Linked DNA regions of Mus musculus: region 2 is linked to region 1. Evidence: chromatin contacts called from ENCODE POLR2A ChIA-PET data. All regions are on one chromosome and are shown on one strand. The core of a region is the stretch at or near the end of the contact, and the rest is flanking DNA. Distances in the headings are between cores, read along the strand shown. Region 1 holds the start of Mbd3 (methyl-CpG binding domain protein 3). Region 2 overlaps Onecut3 (one cut domain, family member 3).

The links. ChIA-PET counts read pairs that join two places held with the same protein, here RNA polymerase II (POLR2A).
Region 2: POLR2A ChIA-PET joins it to region 1 with 12 read pairs in Patski. The contact joins the enhancer-like site here to the promoter of Mbd3 in region 1. POLR2A ChIA-PET finds 5 or more read pairs at or near these places in 4 of 5 experiments (Patski and embryonic stem cell).

The regions. Positions count from the first base shown.
Region 1 is chr10:80,398,143-80,404,414 of GRCm38, forward strand. Mbd3 (methyl-CpG binding domain protein 3) reads right to left here and starts at 1,389. Exons shown (of 7, transcript NM_001306143.1): 1 at 1,076-1,389. The coding sequence starts at 1,089. It overlaps Uqcr11 (ubiquinol-cytochrome c reductase, complex III subunit XI), which reads right to left. Exons shown (of 3, transcript NM_025650.2): 2 at 5,994-6,144; 3 at 4,855-5,013. The coding sequence ends at 6,024.
Region 2 is chr10:80,505,874-80,512,734 of GRCm38, forward strand. The region is part of intron 1 of Onecut3 (one cut domain, family member 3); the gene reads left to right. Among named protein-coding and RNA genes, the nearest start is that of Onecut3, 14 kb to the left of the region's middle. Within about 2 kb of position 3,663, at least 1 of the 3 ENCODE cell types and tissues checked has a DNase peak (open chromatin) inside an H3K27ac peak, as active enhancers do.

The DNA of each region.
Region 1 (6,272 bases), core at 139-2,638:
GGATTCTATTCACACCACTGGGGATAGAACTGGGGAAGAACAGCAGGTGTAGGTTGCCTGGCTATTATTCAGATAGACAGCTTTCACTGCCCTGATTAAAAGGTTGCAAATATGGTCTATGTAGACGCTGCCTCAAAAAAAAAAAAAAAAAAAAAAAAAAAAGGCTGGAGAGTTGGCTAAGAGGTCATGAGTTCAATTGCTAGCAACCACATGGTGGCTCACAACCTTCTATTGGGTGATCTGATGCTCTCTCTTCAAGCAGGCAGAGCACTCATGCATTAAATAAATAAAAAATTTAAAATATTTTTTAAAGAGCAGACTTATTCATAAAAAAGTCTTGCACACAAAAACCACATTCACATTAGTCAGAAGCCACTGTGATGTTACATTTGGGGCCACCGCTCAAGAAGAGCAAGGGCTTTGGAAACGCCATAAAAATGGGGGACATTTTGCTGAACAAGAAGCCAAACCCAAATTTATGCAGGTGAGGGGATCAGGCCACCTGGGGCAGTTCCCTTGCTTCCCGAAACCATGATAAAGTCCCCGCGAGGGTCAAAGGGTCAGCCCATCCCCCTCCCACCCCCGCTTCCCAGCGGCGTCTGGCCAAGGCCCGGGCGCCCCTCGCACGGCGCGCACGGTCCCCGATTCCTTGGAGGACAAAAGCCCGCGCCACAGGCGGGCTAAAAGCCACGAGGCTGAAGCCTTGGCTGCAGGCGTGGCGCACGCGCACTCACAGCAGCGCTGGGTGGCGCGGATCAGCAAAAGGCAAGGCACTGGGTTCAACGCATGCGCGCTGAGGCGAGCCATGGCCGGCGCGTGCGCACTGACCACAGCTGGCACGTAGGACGCACGCTCGGACGCACGCTCGGACGCACGTCGCCCGGCCCAGACCGCGGCCCGCAGTCGGGGCGCCCAGGCCGCCGCAGAGGCCGCTGGGAGGCGCCCGTTGGGGCCCTGCGCGGCCGGCGCGCTCATTCACCTATAGTAAAAGACATCCCTGTGGCCGGCCGACAGCCCCGACCTCCTGGGCACTTCTTCCCTTTCCCAGCCCTGCGGGAGCGCCGGGCACTCCCACCTCTTCCGCTCCATTGCGCCCCGGCTTTTCCGCCCGCCGTGGCCGATGCCGCCGCCGCCGCCGCTTCTGCAAGTTGCGACCCCCGGGCTCGTCGCCGATTCGGCTCCCTCCGCCGCCGCCACTCGCCGCAGCTGTTCTGTCCCACGGGCCTCCGCCCTCCGCCCCCAGCCGGGCGCGCGCCGGCTTCGCCACCCGCTCGGCCCCCTCCCCGCGCTTCACAGCCCCCGCTAGGGGGGCCGCTCCGCCCACCCGCCCGCGCGTGGGGCTCGTCTGCGCAGGCGTGGAGTCGGCCCCGCCCCTTCGCGCTCGCAGGACCAGTCTGACTGCCGTCCAGACTCTCTGCGCAGCCGCGGCCCCGACCCAGCCTTCGCTTGCCTTCAAGACCCGCCCCAAGGCTGTGAAGCCAATCAGATCACTTCAGCTCCTCGGCTTAAAATGCACAGTTGGCTACGTCCCGCCTTGCGGGAGACGCCCACAGGGCATGGAGACCAATCAGCGCTCAGAACCTCGTTCTGTGCTTAACTTCTCATATAAATCTGCTCTGAGACAAGGACAGCCAATCAGCGTGGCCGGGGTGGGACAACCATTGCGTTTGCGCTCTAGACTCCGGAAGCACAGTGTGTGCTGCACCTGGTCTGTACCAAGCTGGAGCAGTTTCGCCCGAGCTGCCGTCCTGGTCCTGGGGTCGCGCTGGGCTGCACCTGCGCAGTGTGCGTTTGTCAGGGACCCGCCTGGGCTTTGTGAAAAAGATCGAGTACAACTCGGGGCCTTCGACGCAGTCCTGCTTCCCTCTGCGTTTCGTTCTGGCCTCTCGGCTGTTCCAGCCCCAGCCTCTATTGCGTTACTGCGAGGACAGAAATGCACCACCACTCCCGGCTTCACCAAGAACTATTTAAGAAGTTTGTTCTTTGCAGCAGTACTGAAAATAGAAAGCAGAACCTTACACGTGGTAGACTTTCTGCCGTTAGGCTGCACCCCAGCCTGAGTTTGATGGCTCACGAACCTATTTAGAACATTCCTGGCCAGCCTGGGCCACACAGCAATACCCTAAAATCAGGCCAGGAATAGTGGCACGTGCTTGCCATCTCAGCACTGGGATAGTGGAGGAAGGAGGATCAAGCACTTCAAGACCAGCTTGGAGTTTACTAGATCCAGCATCAGAAGGAAGAACAAAACCAAAAACTGGTTTCTAAGTTAGTGAATGGAGTCACTCGCACTATCGCCCCTTGTCTACCGCAGCCCTGAGGACAGGGAGCTGGGGGGTCACTTACTCCTGCTTGGTACTGTCGGCTGCTTTGCCACTCAGGCCCAGCCAGACTTACCCAGGGAACATGCCTGAAGGCCAACTACCTTCTCACCCAGGCTTCCATTATACAGTACCTGGAAGACCTCTCTTTGAAAGGGGACCCTCCCTGACAAGGAGAGCTGCCAAGGGATCATGAGGTGAAATCACAACACATTTAAAGATCTTTGTCTTGCCTGCAATTTTTGGAGCTCAGGAACTGTATTTTATGAGCTAGGATTTGGGTCCCCAGATCAGGAGGAGAGATCAGATCACAGTGAAGAAGGTCAGGGGGACATGGAGGCTGGGATTAGTGTTTTGTATTTTTGAGTCAGAGTCTGACTTTGTAGCTTTCCCTGGCCTTGAACTCCGAGATCCTTCTGCCCCCTGCTTCCCAGGTGCTGGGATTAAGCCAGGCTTGGTGTCTGACAGATTTTTGCATGTGAGAATGGCAGCAGAAAATTGACACTGGGGTTCTCAATTCTCTATTTTTGAATTTTAAAAATCTGTGCCTCTTACCATCCAGAACCATCTAACTTCCCCAGACTGGGTCTCTCAGCTTGTAGCTTACTGCTTTATCTGGGCTGGCAGGAAGGGAGGTCTCAGACATGCAGCCTCCGGGCAAGGAAGTTCAGGCTCTCACGCGTGTTTGCCAAGCTGGTTACTCAACTGTCTTTCTCCTTCCATCTTTTTTATTCTTAAACCAATAAGGGGTTTTAAGTGGCCCAGGATGTCCTGAACCTTGCTATGTAGCTGGGGTGACAGTTATGAAGTGCTGGAGATGGACCAAGAGCCTTGTACACCCTAAAGGAGCTCCATCCCTAGCCGTTTCTGATCTTGACAACTTTCCTGAGTTTATCTTACTGTGTGAATAGGTCAGAGCTTGCGCTCAGGTATGATGGTGTGGTGGTTTGAATATGGTTGGCCCAAGGAGTGGCACTATTAGGAAGTGTGGCCTTGTTGGAGAGTGTCACTGGAGGGGTGGGCTTTGAGAGACCCTCCACCTAGCTGCCTGGAAATCAGTCTTCTCCAAGCTGACTTCTGATCAAGATGTAGAACTCTTAGCTCCTTCTCGGGCACCACAACTGCCTGGATGCTGTCATTCGACCTTGATGATAATGGACTGAACCTCTGAACCTGTAAGCCAGCTCCAATTAAATGTTGTCCTTATAAGAGTTGCCTTGGTCATGGTGTCTCTTCACAGCAGTGGAAACCCTAATCAGATAGATCACAAGAGTTGTACTCAGCTGTGTGTGCCCCAGGCTACCCCACTCCTGACCCTGCCTCAGCCTTCCAAGCATGAAGACAGGGTTGTCCACCCTCAAGTCACAGGCTCCACTCACTAAGTGGCTCCAGCAGCCCTCACTTCACCTTCTCCCATTCAGCATCTTGAGGAGCTGGAATGTCAGGCTTGCACCCCAGGCCTAGGGAAAGAGTTATGCTTATGAGTATTTAGCTTACACGTCTTGTCTGTTCATCATGTGTGCCTGATGCCCATGAAGGCCTCAAGAGGATATGGGACTGACTGGAGACACTAGGTGTCAGGAATCGAACCTGGGTCATTGAAAGAACAAGAGTTCACAACCCCTGAAATATGAGATATCTCTAGCCTCTTCTGTGGTGTTAATTTGTCTTGACACCAGGTCTTCAGTAGCCTAGGCTGGTGACCTGGATGGAACTCTTGGTTGTTTTGACTTGACACCCAGAGTGCTGGGAAGAGACGTATGCAGGATTTTTTTTTTTTTTTTTTTTTTGGTTTTTTCAAGACAGGGTTTCTCTGTGTAGCCCTGGCTATCCTGGAACTTAACTCTGTAGACCAGGCTGGCCTTAAACTCAGAAATCCACCTGCCTCTGCCTCCCAAGTACTGGGATTAAAGGCGTGAGCCACCACCGCCCGGCTTCGCAGGATTTCTTAAGACAAGAAATCACTTAGTGCACACTGTCTGGAAATCTGACCATACTGGGTTATGAAGCACCGAGATGTATGTGCTGGGTTGGTGACAGCAGTTTTACCAAAAGGCTGTGGCTGATCTGGCACAGCTCTTACTTAGCATGCAAGAAGGCCCAGGGGCCATCCTCGGCTCCATGAACACCAGGCATGGCAGTGGACAGCTGCATGAGCACTTGAGAGACAGGGGCAGGAGGTTGAGAAGTCTAAGGTCAGACTTAGCTATATAGTGAGTGTGAGGCCAGCCTGGGCTATATAAGAACTTGTCTTAGAAACAAACAAAACCAGGAAGGAAGGAGCCCTGCTCTAGCTGGGTATGGTGGCCAATAGGGGCCGTGAATACTACTTTAAAAGCATTAAAGCTGGGAGTGATTTATCAGACCAGCTGAGAGAAAACAATGTGCAGTTTCCACCCAGAAAACACTTGAATGTAGTGTAAGGGTTTCTGCTTGTTAAAGACTCTCCCAGACGTGCAAGTGCTGGGGGCTGAGACGAATTTCCCTTGAGCACGGAAAGCCTTGAGGAAGATGATGAGGAAGGAGCCAGGCGTCCAAGGCATAAGAATAAGGTTTAATGCTGCACCCATCAAGGCAGCCCTAGTGTCTGTCAACATGGAAGCTCCCTGAGCGGTGCAGACCTCTCCAGTGTCCAGCTTCCTCAGTGTCTTCCACAGGACTACGCTGTGTCTGAGGCCTCGGCACATGGTACCTGGGGGAGGGGACAAAGGGTGAGTAAGCTAAGCACACTGAACCAGCTCGGGCAGCCCAGGGCCTCTGAGCTCTGGGAGTGATGCCAGCAGTGTCACACTACAAGGCCCTTGTCTATAAGATGGAGTGAGAGGGTTGGAGGAGCAATAAGTAGGTAGGAAATGAGTTCCATCCACCCCCCAGCAGACATGCAAAAAGTCAGGAGGCTCACTGGCCAGTCTACCTAATCCAGGAGCTCCAGTTCAACAAGAGACCTGTATGGATGGATCTGGAGAGGTGACCTGGGTCCAGTTCCCAGCAACCACACACAGCAGCTCATAACCACCAGACTTCAGGTCAGATGCCCCCTTGTGGCCTCTGTGAGCACTGCAGGTACAGCCCCCAAACACACACACAAACATGAACCTTAAAACACAAAGTGGACAAGCTAGAGAGATGGCCAGTAAGAGCCTGCTGTGAAAGGACCAGGAACTGAGTTCAAATCTCCAGTAGTACATCAAAGCTAAGCATGGCTATATATACTTATAGTCCCAGCACTTTAGGGACAAGGCCGCAAGAGACAGGCTGACCCTGGGAAGGTGCTGGCTAGCCAGGACCAAGCCAAAGTGGCACATTTCTGGTTCAGTGAGAGACTCTGATTAAAGGTGATAGATAGTAGAGACAGAGGAAAGCTCCCATCTCAGTCTCTGGCCTCCCTATGTGTGCATGTGCACATACATACTTGCACATACACACATATACACAAGTCAGGTGGTCTAAATAGGACTGTACTCTGGGCAACAAGCTACCAACATTAGCAAAATAGCCAGTTTGGTGTGGTTTGATGGGGACACAGTGTTGCATGCCCTCAGCATGCAATGTATTCCAAGAGATACAAGGAACAAAAGAGATGATGGCAAGGGACAAAAGGAATTCCTGCTTAAGGTCCAGGCCACCCCAGAACTCCCAATCCATAGAAGTCAGGCCAACACTCAGACTCACCATCGAGGCCTGTGGTGGGGGAGGGGCTGCCTAATCGTCCTTCTTAAACTTGCCGTTGATGTAAGGCACCCAGTCCAGGATCAGCCGCCAGTCCGTGGCCCACACCAGTCCCACGGCACCCACAGTGCCCCACATGCCGGCTGTGGGAATCCTGGTAGGAAAGAGTGAGGCTGTTAGACTCTGCTGGTAACTTAGCCTTTGAGAACCTTCTCCCATCATATCCCATGCTGATGTCAGTCAAGGGCCCACAATATTCCCTCGACTTTGCAGGGCAGGAGG
Region 2 (6,861 bases), core at 2,413-4,912, 110 kb after region 1:
CTTATGGGATGAGGCCAAAGCTTTGCAGGAAGTAAAGTGAAGGGCTTCATGGGTTAGAGGCTATTGTGGCTGGGCTTAAGTGATGTGTAGTTGTCTGTTCACAGTTGCTCCATCCATCTTCCAGAGGGGATGACCCCCTGAAAGCTGACCTGTGTGAGACTCTCCTAATCCGCTCTCACAGCCACGGGAGAGATGAGACCCAGACCTCGACTTTTCTCACACACACACACACCCCATCCCCACGAAACTGAGGAGCTCTGTGTCTTTTTCAACTCATTAAGTATTTTTTCTGCCACCTCTGGGCAATGGAAAAAAAGGGAGTCCCGCCCCAGAAACCTCAGAACAGTTGCACATAAGGCCTTGGCCTGGGGTGGTCTGTAGACTCTAGTAACTCTAGAGAACCAAGAAACGGGCAACGCAGGTTCCCCGCGTGCAAAACCCGGAGTCTAAACAGATTACACCCTAAACTCAGGGTTTTCGCCTCCAGCTGCCATGCCTTTGCGGGATATAACCCAATAGACCGGGAGCGCCTGCCCTCTTCTGGACACAATGTGAACTTCAAGACGATGGGGCAAAGCTGGTGGGTGGCAGGAACACGGGCTCTCTCTCTCTCTCTCTCTCTCTCTCTCTCTCTCTCTCTCTCTCTCTCTCTCTCTCTCTCTCTCTCACAGACACACACACACACACACACACACACACACACACACACCCCAGGGTATGGTGACACCTACTTGTAGTCTCAGCCCTGGGAAGACAGGAACAGGAGATCCTGGGGGTTTGCCCTCGGCCAGTCTAGCCAAACCTACAAGCTCCAAGGCGAGGGGCAGGAGAGAAGGTTCTGTGGCTAAGGGTGGCTGCTGTTTTAAAGGGCCTGAATTCAATTCCCTGCCACATGGAATACAACCCTGTGACTCCAGCTCCAGACCCAACAACATGGGGCAACTCATTGCACATGCCCCAGTGTAGACACAGCTACACACAAATTTTTAAATAAGAAAAATTAATCTTTTTTTTGTTTGTTTTGGTTTTGTTTTTTTGAGACAAAGTTTCTCTGTGTAGCCCTGGCTGTCCTGGAACTCACTCTGTAGACCAGGTTGGCCTCGAACTCAGAAATCCGCCTGTCTCTGCCTCCGGAGTGCTGGGATTAAAGGCGTGCGCCACAATGCCCAACTCTTTTTTTTTTTTTTTTTAATCTTTTTTTTTAAAAAGTTGTCAAGCCATGTTGGTGCGCACCATTAATTCTAATACATGGGAGCAGCAGCCAGCCTGGTCTACAAGGTGAGTTCCAGGGCAGCCAGGGCCACACAATGAGACCCTGGTTTCCAAAAAAGGCGGGGTAGCCACAGATCAGGACAGAGGGGTGGTGGAGGAGGCTTGTATGGGACTGGTGTGCACTGAACACTGTGTGTCTTGGTTTTACTGGTGATAGGAGAGGCCTGTAGACTCACCCCAATCCCTAGAACTAGATGACTATGACCCCAGCCCTGCAGCTGTCAAGGCACCTGTGTGAGGCAGCTCCGATGGCACAGAGAAGGCTGATGGGGCCCTGGAGGTGGCCCTGGGAGCCCAGGCTAGAGGAGGTAGACTCCAGGGTGGGGATCGTGCTATGTTTAATAGTGATTTGAGGACACCACGGTTAACAGTGCGGATGGGAGAGAAGAAAGCAAGAGAGCAAGCCAAAATGCAGCAGAAGTGAGGGCGGGGATGGGGTGGGGAGGATGGGTGTGGCGGGCGTTGGGCAGTTGGCTGTCTAGGTGGCAATGGGGGAAGGGAGGGTGGGATTGAGAGAGGACAGTGGAAGGTGAAGGAGGAGACAGGAGGAAGACATGAAGGAGGAGATGGAGGGGAATGAAGGCGCTGGAGGAGGAGGGAGATGGGAGAGGAGATGGAGGAAGAGAAAGAGGAGATGGAAGAGGAGATGGAGGTGAAGACAATAGGGCAGATGTACGGTGCATGGCAGTGCTTGGAAGGAAGGGAGTCTGAAAGAGACAGTGGAGATGATCACTGGAGGTGAGAGAGAAGAACTCAGCCTAGGATGAGGCTATCTCTTAAATGGAGATGGACCCACACCATAGGTCAGCCTGGGCCCTGAAGAAGAGTCTGTGACTGGCCTGGTGCTCCCAGGCTCAGTTTCCTCTGCACTGAAATGGAGAGAGCTTGGCTTGAGTTGACTTAGAGGCTGACAGCTGCTATAAGGGTCCCTGTAGCCTCATCTTCCAGAATCCTTCTCTTGGGCAGCGGGAAATGGGGAGTGGGGGGACCATGGGTTCAGACAGCAGTTCAGCCTGGAGCCAGGGCTGTGTCACTAGACGGAAGACAGGGAGCAGGCAGTGGTTTCATGAACCATCCACCCAAAAGGGACTTTTTGTTTCTTTCCAGACTTATTCTGTGGCTGGCCTCTCCCCTACCCTGGGTTTGGGGTTCCCCTTTAGAGACTCCAAGAAGATCCACCCAGGTCTGGCCTGTCAATGGTTTGTCTCTGGCTGGCCCTCTCTAGACAAATGATTTACTGTCTCTGTGTGAATAAAAGGAATATTTTATCATAAGGACAGAATAACAAATCCATAGAAAGCTCTTGACAAGAAAATCTTGTGTGTTCTGAGAATCTGTATTTCTGTCCCCTTCTAACAGTCTAGTAGTAGACTGCTAGGTGGTACCATAGGTAGATGGGTGGATGGGATGTGTGGATGGATGGGTGGGTGGGTGGATGGATGGGTGGATGGATAGATGAGTGGATGGGTGGGTGGGTGGGTGGGTAGATGGATAGATGAGTGGATGGGTGGGTGGGTGGATGGGTGGGTGGGTGGGTGGGTAGATGGATAGATGAGTGGATGGGTGGGTGGGTGGGTAGATGGATAGATGAGTGGATGGGTGGGTGGATGGATGGGTGGATGGATAGATGAGTGGATGGGTGGGTAGGTAGGTAGGTAGATGGATGGGTGGGTGGATTGTGGGTGGTGGGTGAATGGGTGGATGGGTAGATGGGTGGATAGATAGATAGATGGGTGATTTCTTCTTCTAGTTGGATCCTCATCCCAGGATGAGTATCTGCCACCACACTCCTAAGAACCTCAGGGAAGACCATCTCCCTTTGTTTCTGTTAGTGTCCATCCGCCAGCATGGAGCACCATCTACCTGCCAGCCTTTGCCAAATATAGGTGCATATTTGTAGGGTTTAGGATGGAAGCCAGGGTCTTACCATGCAGGTTGGCTGGGCAACAGTCAATTTTCATTGTCCACTTGAGGCAACCAAGGACTACCAGGGAATGGCGTCTCAGTGAGGGACTGTAGCGTAGGTGGATGTGGGCCTGTCTGTGTGGGATCACCTTTGTGCTCTGTTATTGTTTGAGTCGGGGTCTCTCTATTATGCGGCCCTAGCTATCCTAGAACTCGATCTGTAGACTGGGTTGGTCAACTTAAAGAGATCCACCTGCTTTTGCCTCCCGAATGCTGGGATTAAAGTCATGCACTATCATAACTGGCCAAGGGGTTCTCTGTTGTGTTACCTTGGGTGGGAAGAAGACTGGTACATTGTCCCTGGATTTGGGTCCTGAACTGTGTGAATAGAGAAGGCATGGGAGGGGGCTGTGTAGACAGCTCAGTAGTTAAGGGCAGCCACAGCTCCCAGCAACTGCAGCTCACAGCCACCTGTGACTCCAGCTCCTGTGATCTGCCTCCCCCTTCTGGCCTGAGAAAGTACTGCACGTACACACGCAAGACACTGCCCCACTCTCAACTAAAAACAAAACTAAAATGTAAAAAGAAAGAGTGGGGAAAAGTCAGCTGAGTTCAAGCAAGAGTGCAAGCTGGGTAGTCACAAGCAAGCTTGCGAGCCGAGTTGTCATGAACCCTTTCCCCCTAGCTCTCTTCACCTCGGTATTTTATTCCAGCAACCAAAACGGGTCCCGCTGCCGCCCGTGCCTCAGATCCCAGTCTGTGTGTTCACACGTGCACGGGTGACGTCAGAGGTTCTCAATTCCTCTCACACTATTTGTTTGGAAATTTGTTTAGTTTTACTTTATGCATTTGAATGTTGTGGCTGCATGTCTGTCTGTGCACCACGTGGCAACCTCAGAGGTCAGAGAGGACGTGGGATCCCCTTGAAGCTCGACTTACAGATGACTGTGAGGCCCCTGGTGGGTGCTGGGAACAAACCTGGATCCTCTGTGCTCACAGACAGTGCTGTAACCGCTGAGCTGAGTGTCCCTCTTGCCCTGATCCACCTTTTTCTTTTTTTTCTTTTTTTTTTTCCTTTGAGTAGAGTCTCTCAGGAGACCTGCGTCTCACCGATTAGGGCCAGGCAGGGTTGTCTTGGGATCTGCCTGTCTCCCAGTCCTCAGCGCTAGGATTTCAGAAGCTCACCTCAACAGCAGACTCTCGTGGGTTTGGAGGATTCAAACTCGGGCCCTCCTGCTTATCTGAGGTCTTTACTGACAGCTTTCTCCCAGCCTTTGTGACATCCTTCATCTCTAAACCCCACCCGCCCCCAACCAGCTTGCCCATCTGCTGAGAGATCCACCTTTTGCCATGGGATGCTCGTGGTTTGGCCATGCGTGTCGAATCCATGACGCAGCCACAGAGACTGTAAGGATTCCATTTCCTCTTTTGTGCAACTCTGCAGATCCTTAAGCCACTCGAGCAATTTCACTGCCCAAGCGGGAGGCAAAACCAACTCATTGAGGCTTGTGTAAGGGAGGCATTCATGAGGCAGTGAGCTCTCAGGACTTACCCTGGAGCTTTCCGTTCCAGGCTGGTACCGCAGCAGTTCCAGAGGGAACCCTCTCCTACAGAGCAACTCCCAGGTTCTCTTCTGTTCTGGCATTTTTCACTTATCCTACACTTAATGTAAGCCCTGAAGGGGGATGGGGGAAAGAGAGAGACAGAAAGAGAGACAGAGACAGACAGAGACCGAGAGAGAGATACAGAGAGACAGTGACAGAGAGACAGAAACAGAGAGACTGAGACAGAGAGACAGAGACCAAGAGAGAGAGAGAGACAGAGACACAGAGAGAGACTAAGAGAGAGAGAGACAGAGAGAGAAAGAGAGAGAGAGAGAGGAAGGAAGGAAGGAAGGAAGGAAGGAAGGAAGGAAGGAAGGAAGGAAGAGAGATCTGTGAAATATCATCCACTCTTGCAGTCCTTGGCTCTCTGTGTTTGTTTGTTTGTTTGTTTTCTTTTTCTTTTTTTTTTTTTTTTTTTGGTTTTTCGAGACAGGGTTTCTCTGTATAGCCAACTCTGCCTCCCTAGTGCTGGGATTAAAGGCGTGCGCCACCAGGCCCGGCTGTGTTTGTTTGTTTAAACAGGCTCTCTATGCAGCCCTGGCTGGCCTGAAACTTGCTATGTATACCAGGCTGGGATTGAACTCACAGAGATCCCCTGTCTCTGTGCTAGAATGAAAGGTGTGACCACTACACATCACTCCCACTGTACCTTCATCCCAGTTTTGTGCTTAATATCAAGATAGTTGGCGAAATATTCTGGTGGAATATACATTTTCCTTGTTTCTTCCTTCCTTTCTTTCTTCCTTCCTTTCTTTCTTTCTTTCTTTCTTTCTTTCTTTCTTTCTTTCTTTCTTTTATTTTATTTGTTTGTTTAATGTATGTGAGTACACTGTCATTCTCTTCAGACACACCAGAAGAGGGCATCAGACCCCATTACAGATGGTTGTGAGCCACCATGAGGTTGCTGGGAATTGAACTCAGGACCTTCGGAAGAGCAGTCAGTGCTCTTACCCGCTGAGCCATCTCTCTAGGCCCCTGTTTCTTTTTTAATTAATTAATTTATTTGGTTTTGTTTGTTTGCTTGAGCAGCAGCCCTGGCTGTCCTGGAACTCACACTATAGACCAGGAACTCAGATCCCTCTGCCTCTGCCTCCCAAGGGCTGGGACTAGAGACATGCACCACTCCCACCCGGCTATTTTACTTTTGATTACGTATATGAGTGTGTCTCTGTACATACCAGTTCCCACAAAGGCTAGAAGAGAGCATAGAGTCCTGTGAGCTGCAGTTACAGGTTAGCTGCCCAGTCTTCTGGGACCTAGACGTTGGTTCCTTGCACCGGCAGCAAATGTTCCTAAGTACGGAGCCGCCTCCAGCCCCATCTGCCCTTGGAGTTTTTGTTTTCTGGTTTCTGACCCCCTGAAAGCTTCTCTGGATCTTTCCCATGGCATCTGCCTTTCCTTTTTGGAAGCTTTAGGAAATTTTTATTTATTCTCAGGGTTCTGAAACGTCACAAAGACGTGTCTGCCCATTTCCATTCATCCACATGAAACCCATGTGCTTCAGTCCTGATTCTTCCTTCCTTCCCTATCACTGTGATAAAATACTTCAAGAAAAGCCAACTCAAGGGAACAAGGGTTTGCTTGGCTAATAGTTCCAGGTTCATTGCTTTGGGGAAGAGGAGGTTTTAGCAGCTGGGGAAGATGCTCACACTCTGTCTAAAGTTAGAAGAGACAGTGAAAACATGCATGCTAGGGCACTCACTCCAGGGATACCAGCCTAGAAAACAGTGCCACCCACAGTAGGCAGGATGCCAGCCTAGGGAATGCTGCCACGCACAGTGGGCATGTTTTCCCACTTCAATGAAAATAATCAAGTAATTCCCCGGCAGACAAACACAGACCCTGGTCTCCTGGGTGATTCTACACTTTGTCAGGCTGACAATTATCTTTAACCATCATATCTATGTACTTACATTTTTTATTTGTTGTTGTTGCTGTGTGTATGTATGATGCATGTGTGTGTGTGTGTGTGTGTGTGTGTGTGTGCGCACATGCCATGGTGCACCTATGGAGGTCAAAGGTCAATGCTGTTTTGTTTTGTTTTGTTTTGAGACAGGGTTTTCCTGGCTCAAAACTCTGG